Linked DNA regions of Mus musculus: region 2 is linked to region 1. The links are chromatin loops, found by intact Hi-C in ENCODE. Cell type or tissue: left cerebral cortex. All regions are shown on one strand. Links, peaks and the distances in the headings refer to the core of each region. The heading gives the core; the rest is flanking DNA.

What was found. A loop is a pair of places that touch in the nucleus more often than their neighbours do. Peaks named below come from ENCODE experiments on the same cell type or tissue, not always from the same donor. Only the 100,000 strongest peaks of a DNase experiment are listed, where the experiment ranks them.
Region 2: a loop joins it to region 1, with 2.2 times the contacts of the local background. A loop is called at or near these places in 1 of 42 quality-filtered maps.

The regions. Positions count from the first base shown.
Region 1 is chr4:116,298,996-116,304,329 of GRCm38, reverse strand. It overlaps Pik3r3 (phosphoinositide-3-kinase regulatory subunit 3), which reads right to left. Exons shown (of 10, transcript NM_181585.6): 10 at 1,274-4,696. The coding sequence ends at 4,498. Among named protein-coding and RNA genes, the nearest start is that of Pik3r3, 80 kb to the right of the region's middle. In left cerebral cortex, for the core only: no CTCF peak of the experiment used is centred there; a DNase peak (open chromatin) is centred at 3,117; H3K27ac peaks cover 1,203 bases.
Region 2 is chr4:116,157,211-116,162,581 of GRCm38, reverse strand. Pomgnt1 (protein O-linked mannose beta 1,2-N-acetylglucosaminyltransferase) reads right to left here. Exons shown (of 22, transcript NM_026651.2): 18 at 4,625-4,689; 19 at 4,386-4,430; 20 at 4,024-4,159; 21 at 3,490-3,599; 22 at 2,738-3,402. The coding sequence ends at 3,315. Tspan1 (tetraspanin 1) reads left to right here. Exons shown (of 8, transcript NM_133681.4): 8 at 1-701. Among named protein-coding and RNA genes, the nearest start is that of Tspan1, 7.7 kb to the left of the region's middle. In left cerebral cortex, for the core only: a CTCF peak has its summit at 2,595 (motif pointing left); DNase peaks (open chromatin) are centred at 262, 1,560, 2,368 and 2,519; H3K27ac peaks cover 3,248 bases.

The DNA.
Region 1 (5,334 bases), core at 335-5,334:
AAAACTAGATGATTGGGTGGAGTGGAGTGGGTTTAATGAAAAAACAAGCAATGATCACTTAGCATTTGAGAGGGCACTGTTTCAAGTGATAACTGTAGGGAAGTTTCAAGTGAGGAAACAGACATTGAGGTGAAAGGAATGAATGATCAAGGTAGAGTTTAAGAGTAGAATGAGGACACTCAAATTCATATATATATATATATATATATATATATATATACACACATATATATATATATATATTTTTTAAAGTATCCCTGTGAGTGTCTTGCTTGCATGTGTATCTGCACAACATGCATACAGTGCCACAGAGGCCAGAGAGGGCTTAGATCCTCTGGAATTGGAATTATGTTGTGACCTGTCATGTGGGTCCTAGGAACTGAACTTGGGTCCTCTAGAAAAGCAGCTATCTCAGTAGCACTATACACCCAGCCATTTTAAATGTGGATGATGAAACTGAGTGGAAAAAAAGATTACCAAAAAAAAAAAAAAAAAGCCAGGCATGGCTTAATCCCAGCACTTGGGAGGCAGAGGCAGGTGGATTTCTGAGTTCGAGGCCAGCCTGGTCTACAAAGTGAGTTCCAGGACAGCCAGGGCTACACAAAGAAACCCTGTCTCAAAAATAAATAAATAAAAATAAACAAAACAAAAAGATTGCAGGGAGGAAATAGAATCCAATATACATGGGACTCTGGGTGTGGGTGTGGTTGGAAGGGCTACCTATTGTGATTTAACAGAGGGAGCTCTATAGCTGTAGGCAGGCGTGAGGGTCTGGGGATGGACAGGATGATCGTCAGCCTTCCTCTTAAGTCCAATGCATATGCGATACAGAGATGTCCAAGAAGATAAGTTCGGTTGTCTTGGGACTAAAGGCACAGCACAAGGTAAATAAACAGGTATTCCCTGACCATGCCATGTGGGTATTGTACCTTGAAGAGGGACAAAAGCATAAACTATAAAACTAAGTCCATTTCTCCTAGTCGCAGAGTAGAAAAACACTTCTGAGTATGAGAACCAATAAAATGCATTTACTTGAATGGGTGTTAAAGGGAGGAAATGGCTTTCATTTAATTTTGGATTTGTGTCCTTTGGGAGGTAGAAAGGTTTTTGTTTGTTTGTTTGTTTGTTTTTGTTTTTTGAGTTTTAATTTCCTCTTATAGGAAGGAGAACCTCTCTTGGCCCCAGTATGGACTTCAAGCATGCAGAACTTCTTACCTTACTCCCTAACCTGCTTTAGCCCACTGCCCTCCATGCCAAGAAAACCAAAAAATGCTTCACTGCAATGTCTTTATTGCATCTGGAGCAAGTCTGCCAACCATTCCAAGTCTTGGAGAAGGTTAAAAAAAGGAAAAAGCCCCAACAATGTTCTCACCTTACCTTCCCCCCACCCCTTCCCCACAACCGCACAGCAATGTCTGAACACATTTGGTGACAAGAACAATTTGCAAAAGTGGTCTAGAAATTACATTATGAATTGTTCCAACACAAGACACAGTTGGCTTCCTTCTGAGTCAGTTATTTTTACATAAACTACATGAAATTTTTTTATTACATCAAAGACAACAGAATAGATTCTTCACAAGAAACAACAAAGTACCAAAGTTACATGCGAGGATTTGTAAGGAAACAAGGGTGGTTGTCACAAATGGCTAGAGCTAAGTCAAGAATGAGCAGTTGGCAGCAAAGGACCAAGAATGGACCTCTGGTGTATGATGTCATGGAAACCTCAAGAAGATCTAACTGGCAGTAGAGATCATCCTAGAAATCAGAAATTGTTCAAGTACATTTTTTCTTTAAAGTTCTGGAGAATGGGTGAAGCTGGTACCTTGCAGAGAAGGGACACAAGGAAGATGCCACTCGGGCTTGAGTCTGAAGTAAATGTAGAAAGCTTGTGTCTTAGTAGTGTGGAGCTGTAGGATGTCTTCATCTATTGCTGGAGCAGTGACAAGAACATAAACAACCTACCTAAGCTGAACTATGCCAGGTGGAAACAGCTTTGTTTTGTTTTGTTTTTATTTTAAAAACTGTATCTAGCCAACCCAAAGCTGCTTTCCTGTTGGGGACTGGCTGATCTGGGGACTGGCTGATCTGCCTGCCCCTATGGTCCTAATCTGTCTCTAGCCTCTGCTTTAGTCAATGAGTCTACAGTTAAGATGCCAAAAGAGATAGTCCCAGGGCCTAGATCATGAGACAGAACTTTGAGCTAGCCTTGAGAAGAAGACCAACACCTGCTTCCAGACTCCCTCAGACAGCAGGGCCACTCTTAGGAGACTGCTCCTCATGCCATTTCCACAGCTCAGGATCAGATAAATCATGTAGTAACTTGGCAGAAAAATAAAAAGATAGCTTCCGATTTATTAAATGATCCCTGGTCTCAGCTCCCACAAAGTGGTTACTCAAAGGGAAAGAATATAGGACTGAAAACCTGTCTTTCTCCATTGTCCAGCCCAGGTGTAGATGCTGCTTTCTCCTGCATATCTTCCATGTCTGCCTACAAGGTAAAGACATTATTCAACACTAAAGCTGTATATTTTATCATTTTGACTTACTTGGAAGAGATTTCTTTAAAAAGGCGTTCAGGACATACTAAAATTTTAGTGCTGGATCAGAGGGATTCCTCACACCTAATCTTGAGCATATAACTGCTTCAGCAAGTTCAACATCAGTACAAAGTCACAGGTATTCCAATCAACAAATAGCCTGGCATTACTTGGTAAACTGAGCAAGATTTTAAGCTGGCAATTTTGAAAAAGGCCTTACAGAGTGGCTGAGGGTGGTCAATCTCCTCTCTTTCACACTGGAGCATGAACAAGAAAAAGCCATCAATGGCATGCCCTATCAACTGTGACAATTATTCAAAACTTTTGACCTATCTCTATACTGTGGTTTCTTCTAGACACTGTCACCAAAGGAAGTGCTCAGGGAAAGTCATATTCATCTTTATTTTGGCCCCCAAACTTCATCTTCCCTGATTGTAAGCCTGATGACCCAGGCACAGGCTGCTTGTCTAAACTGCCTGACTGCACATTACTGGGCTCAAGCAGCTGAGTCATACTGAGCCTGTTATGGCTCCAGAACTGACTCTGAAGCAGCTGAACTCTTAAATGAGTGTGAATCCATAAATAGATGGCTGCCCTCTCCTCTATCTAACTTCACTTAGCTGAAGGCTTAAACCACAGCCACGGAAGCATGAGAGCAGGCTGTGTGCACTGCCTTAACAGCAGGCTCACAAAAAGGGCAAGCAGGAAAGCCTGTGGATTATTTCCCCAGATAGTCTGAACTCCACGTCATCCCCTCTTCTGGCAAACGCTTCAACCACAGTATTGAATAACATGTCATGTGATGGACCCTTCACCATGGATACCAGGCCTCATGTGCCTGTGATTTACTGAGGTCTCTGACCACAAACTCGAGTCCTCCTTTAGCTACCTATGGCTCCCTAAACCCTATCCAAAAAAGGAAGGGGAGATGAAGGCAAATTAATCCTTGTATAGTTTTGGCAAGGCTTTTAAACTTGAGGAAGCACACAACAATGTTGTTCTCTATCATTATTTGGTATATCAAGCCATCTAAAAGCACTGGATTGCACTGTTTCTTTACTCATAAAACAACTTACAAGGGTTTCAAACATTTCTTTAAAGAAACACCACACAAGCACCAACTTCATTATGACTCAAAGCTTACTATTTCCACAAAATAATTCTATTCCTCATCTGAGAAACAAGGCCAGGGCAAAAGGAAATACACTGACCAATTTTAGTGTTTGTTGAAACTCACATTTCTAGTCTTTCAAGTTTTGGTACAGAAGTGTACATTCAGCTACTACTGTCCTCCCCTTAGACCTTGGTCTGGCGATGCTGCTTTGTTGGTTTTTGAACACAGTGCTTTAGAGGGAGGAGTTGGTGAAGATGCTGAAGCCTAGATTATGTTGATAAAATTGAAGTAACATCAACTGAAGGGGTCTTTTGCCTCCTTGGTTTAGATTCTGAAAATGTAATCCCATACCTCCCTATTTTCCTTTGGTTGTTTTTCCCTCCAAACCAAATCCCACTTTACCACAGAGCCAAAATCGGCTCTTTATTTGGGGGAAAGGGGAAGAGACTATCAAATCAAAACAACTCCCAGCAGAACTGTGACCTGCTGCATTCTTAGGGTTGAGGACAAAGGGATGTGGACTCTTCAGAAACTTCCAAATAAAACCCCCACCCCAACCCACAACAAGCCTTAGCTGTTCTTTTAAAGGTGCCTGACAACAAACCCAAACCCCATGAAACCAATATCTGCTTCCAGCTTAGTCCATCAGTGCAGCAGCACAGCCGAGGCCAGAGACCCTGGGCCCCTCATTTCTAAATCCAAGCTACTGCTTGGCCTCTCCATTTCACATTCACAGAATCACTTGTGCAAAACAAGCAGTCTACGTTGAAAGAATGCCCTCATCGTAGTCTAATAAAAACCATAGGAAAAAAACGGCTAGAGAGCGTGTCTCTTCCACTCTGCTTATCTGCAGAGCGTAGGCATCTGTGCATGGACAGGGTAGGCGAGCCTGACGTTGAGGGAGTCGTTGTGCTGAACCAGGGATGTCTGCTGGTAATGGAGCACCAGCTCCTTCAGTGAGCTGTACAGGTTGTAGGGTTCTGCAAAGCCATATCCTCGAGCCGTGCTGTAGATGACACAGTGCTTCACTTCCCCGTCTGCACTGAGAGACAACACAGGAAAATACTTAAGGCATGTCCAGGAAACAGAGGAAGTCCAGAGCAATTGTTATACATAGGATCCAGGCAGAAGCATCCTGTCAATCAAACACAACTGTGCCTCTTAAAGGCTTGACTTCAGGTATGTACAACCACCACCCATGTAGGCCTACTCTCTCAGCCCTCAATTCCTGTCACTCCACATACATGTCCATTTGTTAACTCCTCCTTTGTTGATTGTTGTAGCTTACAATCATGAGTGCTGATGTCAGGTGGCAGTGCTTTGGGTTGTTTTGGGTCCTGTGCATTTCAGAGGAATTTTAGAAACTTTTTTTTAATTTCTGCAAATATTCAGCTAGGGCTGTGGGCTGTTTTTTTTTTTTAAGATTTATTTATTTATTATATGTAAGTACACTGTAGCTGTCTTCAGACACACAAGAAGAGGGCATCAGATCTCATTACAGATGGTTGTGAGCCACCATGTGGTTTCTGGGATTTGAACTCAGGACCTTTGGAAGAGCAGTCGGCACTCTTAACCACTGAGCCATCTCTCCAGCCCAGGGCTGTGGGTTTTGTTAGGATCATAATAACTATGTAGATCAACTTTATGAAGATGTTTTGGTGGAAAGAAAATCAAGTTTAT
Region 2 (5,371 bases), core at 152-5,151, 140 kb after region 1:
ATGGGTCCTGATTGCCTAAGTTGCACTGACTTCTGTGAAGCTGGAGACTCAGCAGGGTGGGAGGGAAGGGACGTAGGTATCTGGTTCCAGCCTGGGAGGGAGAGTAAAAGTGTCCAAGAGTACACTGAGGAAGGGAGAGCTGCATTGGTCTGCGTTTATGTACCAGGAGGGCTTTGCGGTGAAAGTTCTCCCTCCTGGTGAAGGGCACTAGACTGGAAAGCTATGAAAATAACAAGCTTGTGCCAAGTCAGGGCTGTGTGGGTGGAGTCACTAGTTGGAGCCCTCCAGGAACTTAGATAAGTACGTCTAAGCTATATGCCCTACTTTGGGGAATCTCAAAATCATTTATTCTTGGCCTATCCATTGCTCTAAAGATCTGTATACTTTGGGGGGTGTATATATTTTATTGGGGGGCAGCAAAGGGGGACACAAGTTCTTCAGCAATTCCAGACTTGTGCCCTAAGGGCAGATGGACACATCGGGTATGTTTCCATCATCTTCATCAGGAACTGGGCAGCTGAAGAGTGTGGCCTGCTTGATCTTGGTGGCACAGTTAATGCAGGGGCTGAGAGCATAATTATAGCACTATGGCCACCGTTGGCACTGGCTCTTTCACCCAAGCATTCTTTTTCCTTTGTTTCTGAAAAAGGGGTCCTCTACCTCCTGAATGCTGGGATTAAAGCTGTGCACCATTACACCTGGCCAAGATCTCACTTCTTTGTTGTTTTTGCTTAGATGGAGGGGTCTCATACAGCCCAGGCTGGCTTTGAACTTTCTTTTTTTTTTCTTTTGGTTTTTCAAGATAGAGTTTCTCTGTGTAGTCCTGGCTGTCCTGGAACTCACTCTGTAGACCAGGCTGGCCTCGAACTCAGAAATCCGCCTGCCTCTGCCTCCCAAGTGCTGGGATTAAAGGCATGCGCCACCACGCCCGGCACAGCTTTGAACTTTCTATGTAGCTGAGAATGACACTGAATTCCTGCCTCGGTCTCCTAAGTGCTGGGTTTAGAGATATGTATCCATCACCATGCCTGGTTTTAGGAGGTATTGTGGATCACACCCGACTTCATGTGTGCTAGGCAAACACACCACTATAATACATTCCTAGTCTTTACCCAGTCCTTAGCTGCCAGATGGGCTCCTGTAACTGGGTGGACCTTGCTTGACACAGTAACAGTCCAACCTGAAGAAACTGAACTGAATGTCTCTGAAAAAAAATCTAAATGTCTTTTTTAAAAAATGCAATACTTTGGTGGCACATGTCTTTAACCGCAGCACCTGGGAGGCAGGAGCAGGCTGATCTCTGAGTCTGAGGCTAGCCCGGTCTACATAGTGAGGTCCAAGATAGCCAAGTCCACTCAGGGAAACCCCGTCTCAGAAAAAAAGCCCCCCCAAAAAACAAAAATTGAATGCCTCTGAACTTCAAGTGGCAGCATCAAGGGAAATGCTGTTGCTGCAGGACAGTGGCTGCCACCAGGCAAAGCCGATTTGACTATCTTCCCTCCTCCCTTCCCTTTGACAGTCCCGCCCCCCATCTGTCTCTATGGGCTTTTCCAGAGCAGCCCACAGCTATCACCCACCCACTTGTTGGGCCCAAAAAAGAACAGACTTGGCCAGAGCCACACAGCTTCTGTGAAGCCTGACCAAGAATCTACTAGGATTCTAGATAGAGAACTAGTTGGCCTTCACCCTTTGCCAGCAAACTGCATCTCCCACACAAACTCTATTCCTCCCACAAGTGCCTGTGTGGAAGCAGGAGGAGGAAGGGGATTTGTTTGTCCAGGGAGGGCTGCCACTTCATCACGGTCTAATTGCTTCTCCTGTGCCTACTTTGCCACCTGAAACACTAGCTCTACTGAACACTGAAGGGGGTCAGGGTGGTGACCAATGTCAAAGCCATATTGCACGATACTACTGCTGAGCTCTAGGCACCAGTAAGGGGCACCAGGACAGCAAAGGTAAAGGGCAGGAATTCCAGTAAGTTCCCGTCCTTGGCAAGAGTTATACCCTTTCTTACAGTCTGATCTACTCAGGTCCTGATCTTAATCTTCAGAGCCTTAAAGGTCATATTCCCCTGCCTTGGGCTATCTGACTCCCAAACGACTATATTGTCTGGTTTTTGGTGATTAACTCAGACTTTCCTAGGCTCCTTTGAGTTACTAGCCTCTGATGAAAACCATGGACCTTTTATGCAGAAAAAACATCCCTATATGGAATTCTGCACACAACCAATTCAGGCCACAGAAAGCCTTGCTCCTGTATCTGCCTGCCCAGTATCTTCTCTCAAAATCATCTCCCACACTGCTGTGGCTGCCACTGTTTCTGATCCAGTCACTTCCTGTCTCCACTATGGTTACGTCCAGAGCATTGCCTCAACCACCCCCATCTGTCCTTTTTGGTTTCTCTTACCTACTCCGTTTCTGGGGACAGGTGCTGGGCTCAGACACAAAGGATGGAACTAGCAGGGTGGTAGAATAGCGAGGAAGGGGTGTGAGATGGCTGCCAAGTAGGCAAGGCATATAAGTCAGCTGGTACCAGGGTGGAACCCTTCTGAAACAAAAGACTTGAAGCTTGAGACTTGGGCATCCCCTGGTGGCCAAATGGCTTCACACAGAAGATAAACTATGGCAGATAAAACAAAAAACCAAAAACCCCAAACACCTCACCATTTATCCAGTAATGGTTTCTCCCTCACCACCACGCCATACTCCCCACAAAACTATTACAAAATACACCCCCAGAGGTTTTCTTCTTTTTTAATCAATGACCATCTTTATCCAGTTTTGGAAATCTGGACAAAGAGAAGGCTAAGAGGAGACCTGGTCCAGTGTCTAAAGGTCTCTGTGTGAGTCTGTCAGCACATGGACCCCATATGGGCCTGTCCATCAGTTGGGCACAACAGTTTTCCTGAGTATGAGCCAGTCCCACCCTCAGGGCAGCATCCTGGTCCAGAGAGGAATAAAGGCCCCGGGTTGGGCCTATTCCCAAGGCCCCCAGGACAGTCAATAAATAGGTTCTGAGCCAGGCCTGGGAGGACAGGGTATGAAAAGAGTGGATCAGCTACCCAGGGATCCCAAAGAGGTCCTGGGAACTCTCCTGCTCTTCTTTGACAAGGAAGTAAATAAATAGACCTTAAACTCAGGAATAGGGGTGTTGGGGCAGGGGATCCTTCCCCTTGGAGTTAGTAATTAAATTCCATGTTAAAAACAAACCAGCCCTACCCCTACCAGCATCTACTAAATCCTACAGGGTAGGGCAACGGGCTAGCCTGTCTGGGGGTACACAGTACCCAGCCCTGCAGAGTCCTGGAGGAGGCTTCACGTTTGTTCAGCAGCCCCTGGGGCTCCTTCTTCCTTTGGGGGTGGCTCCAGGAAAATAGGGGTGACTGATGGTGGCTTCTTCACTCTGAAACATAACAGATGAACGGTACAGAGGAGAGGACATGCTTCAGACCCAGAAGGCCATTTCCTAGGGCAGAACGGGGTGACTCACGAGTAAGGGGAGGCTGGGACCCCCACCACCAAAAAGTGGTTCTTCTTCCGAAATAATCTCCACAGGCCCCGGTGGTTGCCACGAACATCCAGGTCCCAAATATGGAGGCACTAGCAGGGATAGAGTAGGAGAAAGAGATGGTCAAGAAGCCGTGGAGATGATTCTCTGAAGGCCTTGCGGAGCCTCACCCTTCAAGAGGAAGCATTATCTGGAGTACGGATTTGAGCAAGGGCTTAAAAGAGAGGTTCTCTTCTTTGTTTTTTTGAGACAGGGTTTTTCTGTGTAATCATAGGCTATTCTGGAACTCACTCTGTAGACCAAGGCTGGCCCTTGAATCAGAGATCTGCCTGCCTCTGCCTCCCGAGTGCTGCATGAAAGGCCCGCACTATACCTGGCCAGGAAGTGAGATGAGAGAAGTAAGAGTGTAGGAGAAGGTTCTGAGGTTGAAAGCTCTCTAACAAAGACTCTTGCTAGCATAGCAGGGGCAGCGCATGTTGATGCGGGCGCTACTGAGGGAGGTGCAGCCTGAGGCACCTTGGCAAGCTGAGTCCAGGTGGCGAAGTCATCATCTGTCTCCATTCGGATAAACGCCACATAGGTGTGGCCCTCCGTGTCTGGCAGGAAGGAGTCTTCACAAGGGTCCTTGCTGTGGTCCAAAACCTCGGCCTCACTGCATTGGGGTAAAAAAAAGTTAAGGCCGAAACAGGGCCTACTTCCTAGATGGGACACACAGGGCCCTGAACTTGAGTTAATGCTCCGCTGCTACCTTCTTTCAGTTCTTAATGTCTGTACCAGAGCACACTGGTTTTTATTTTCTATAGTGCCCATTAACGGTGTCACCAAGGAAGCTAGATTCCTTACTCCCTGCCAGGCATCCCAATTGCCCTAGGGCATACCTGAGCAGTCTGTGAATTTCCACTTCATAAGCTTCTTTCTTCAGACTGAAGGGGAGGGAGAAACATATCAGGAGAGTCCCTCAGGTCCATGGAAAGGAATGAGCAGGGCAAAGGGTCACACGGGGAAAAGGTACAGCAGGGCTGAGGTAAATTCCCAAGGCCCCAGACAGGAAAGGACTAGCAAGCACTGGCCATCAAGCCTTAGATACCCACCCCCTTAGCCTGCTGCCAGTCTCTACCTGTCTACATTCCTGAGCTGGACACCTGGAACTGTGTTGAACTTGTGCTTCTTGAAGTAGGCCTCCTGAAACAGGAATGAGGACAGAAGGCCAGGACTTCTTGGTGTGGCCCACACTTGCTCACTGACCTACTGAAGATCTACAAGACCCAGGGCCCTCCGAGTTGCTGTCTTTGGCAAGCTCTTACTACCTTTAATTTGGTCTGGTCCCTTGGCTCAAGCTACTGACCCGTAAACTAGTCCTGTTCCCACTGGCTTTCCCCAGATTTGCTACAGAGACTTAGAAGTAAAGAGAGATGGAGGCAGGAGGATTAGAATTTCAAGACCAGTCTCAGGCTGAGCTACAAGAGACCTGAAAACACAAGGGGTAGGGGTGTGTGTATCAGAGGGGGAGGAAGGGAAGACTGAGAAAGAGACACCGGTCCGTTGGATGTAGCCAATTGCAAAGATGGGTTAGAAGGAAGGAAACTGCTGATTCAGGTTCCATGAATGGCGCGAGGAAGCACTTGTCCTTCCTTAGTAGATAAGAAATATGGTAAATATTGGTAAATAAGGATTTTATTAGCTTCTCTTGCTTTTAGGAGGTTCTAAATTAAATATATCCCTTTCAGCTGTACTGTTTCAAATGCACTTTTTTGTTTCTTTTTGTTTTTTTTGAGACAGGGTTTCCCTGTGTAGCCCCAACTGTCCTGGTACTCACTCTGTAGACCAGGCTGGTTTCAAACTCACAGAGACCCACCTGCCTCTG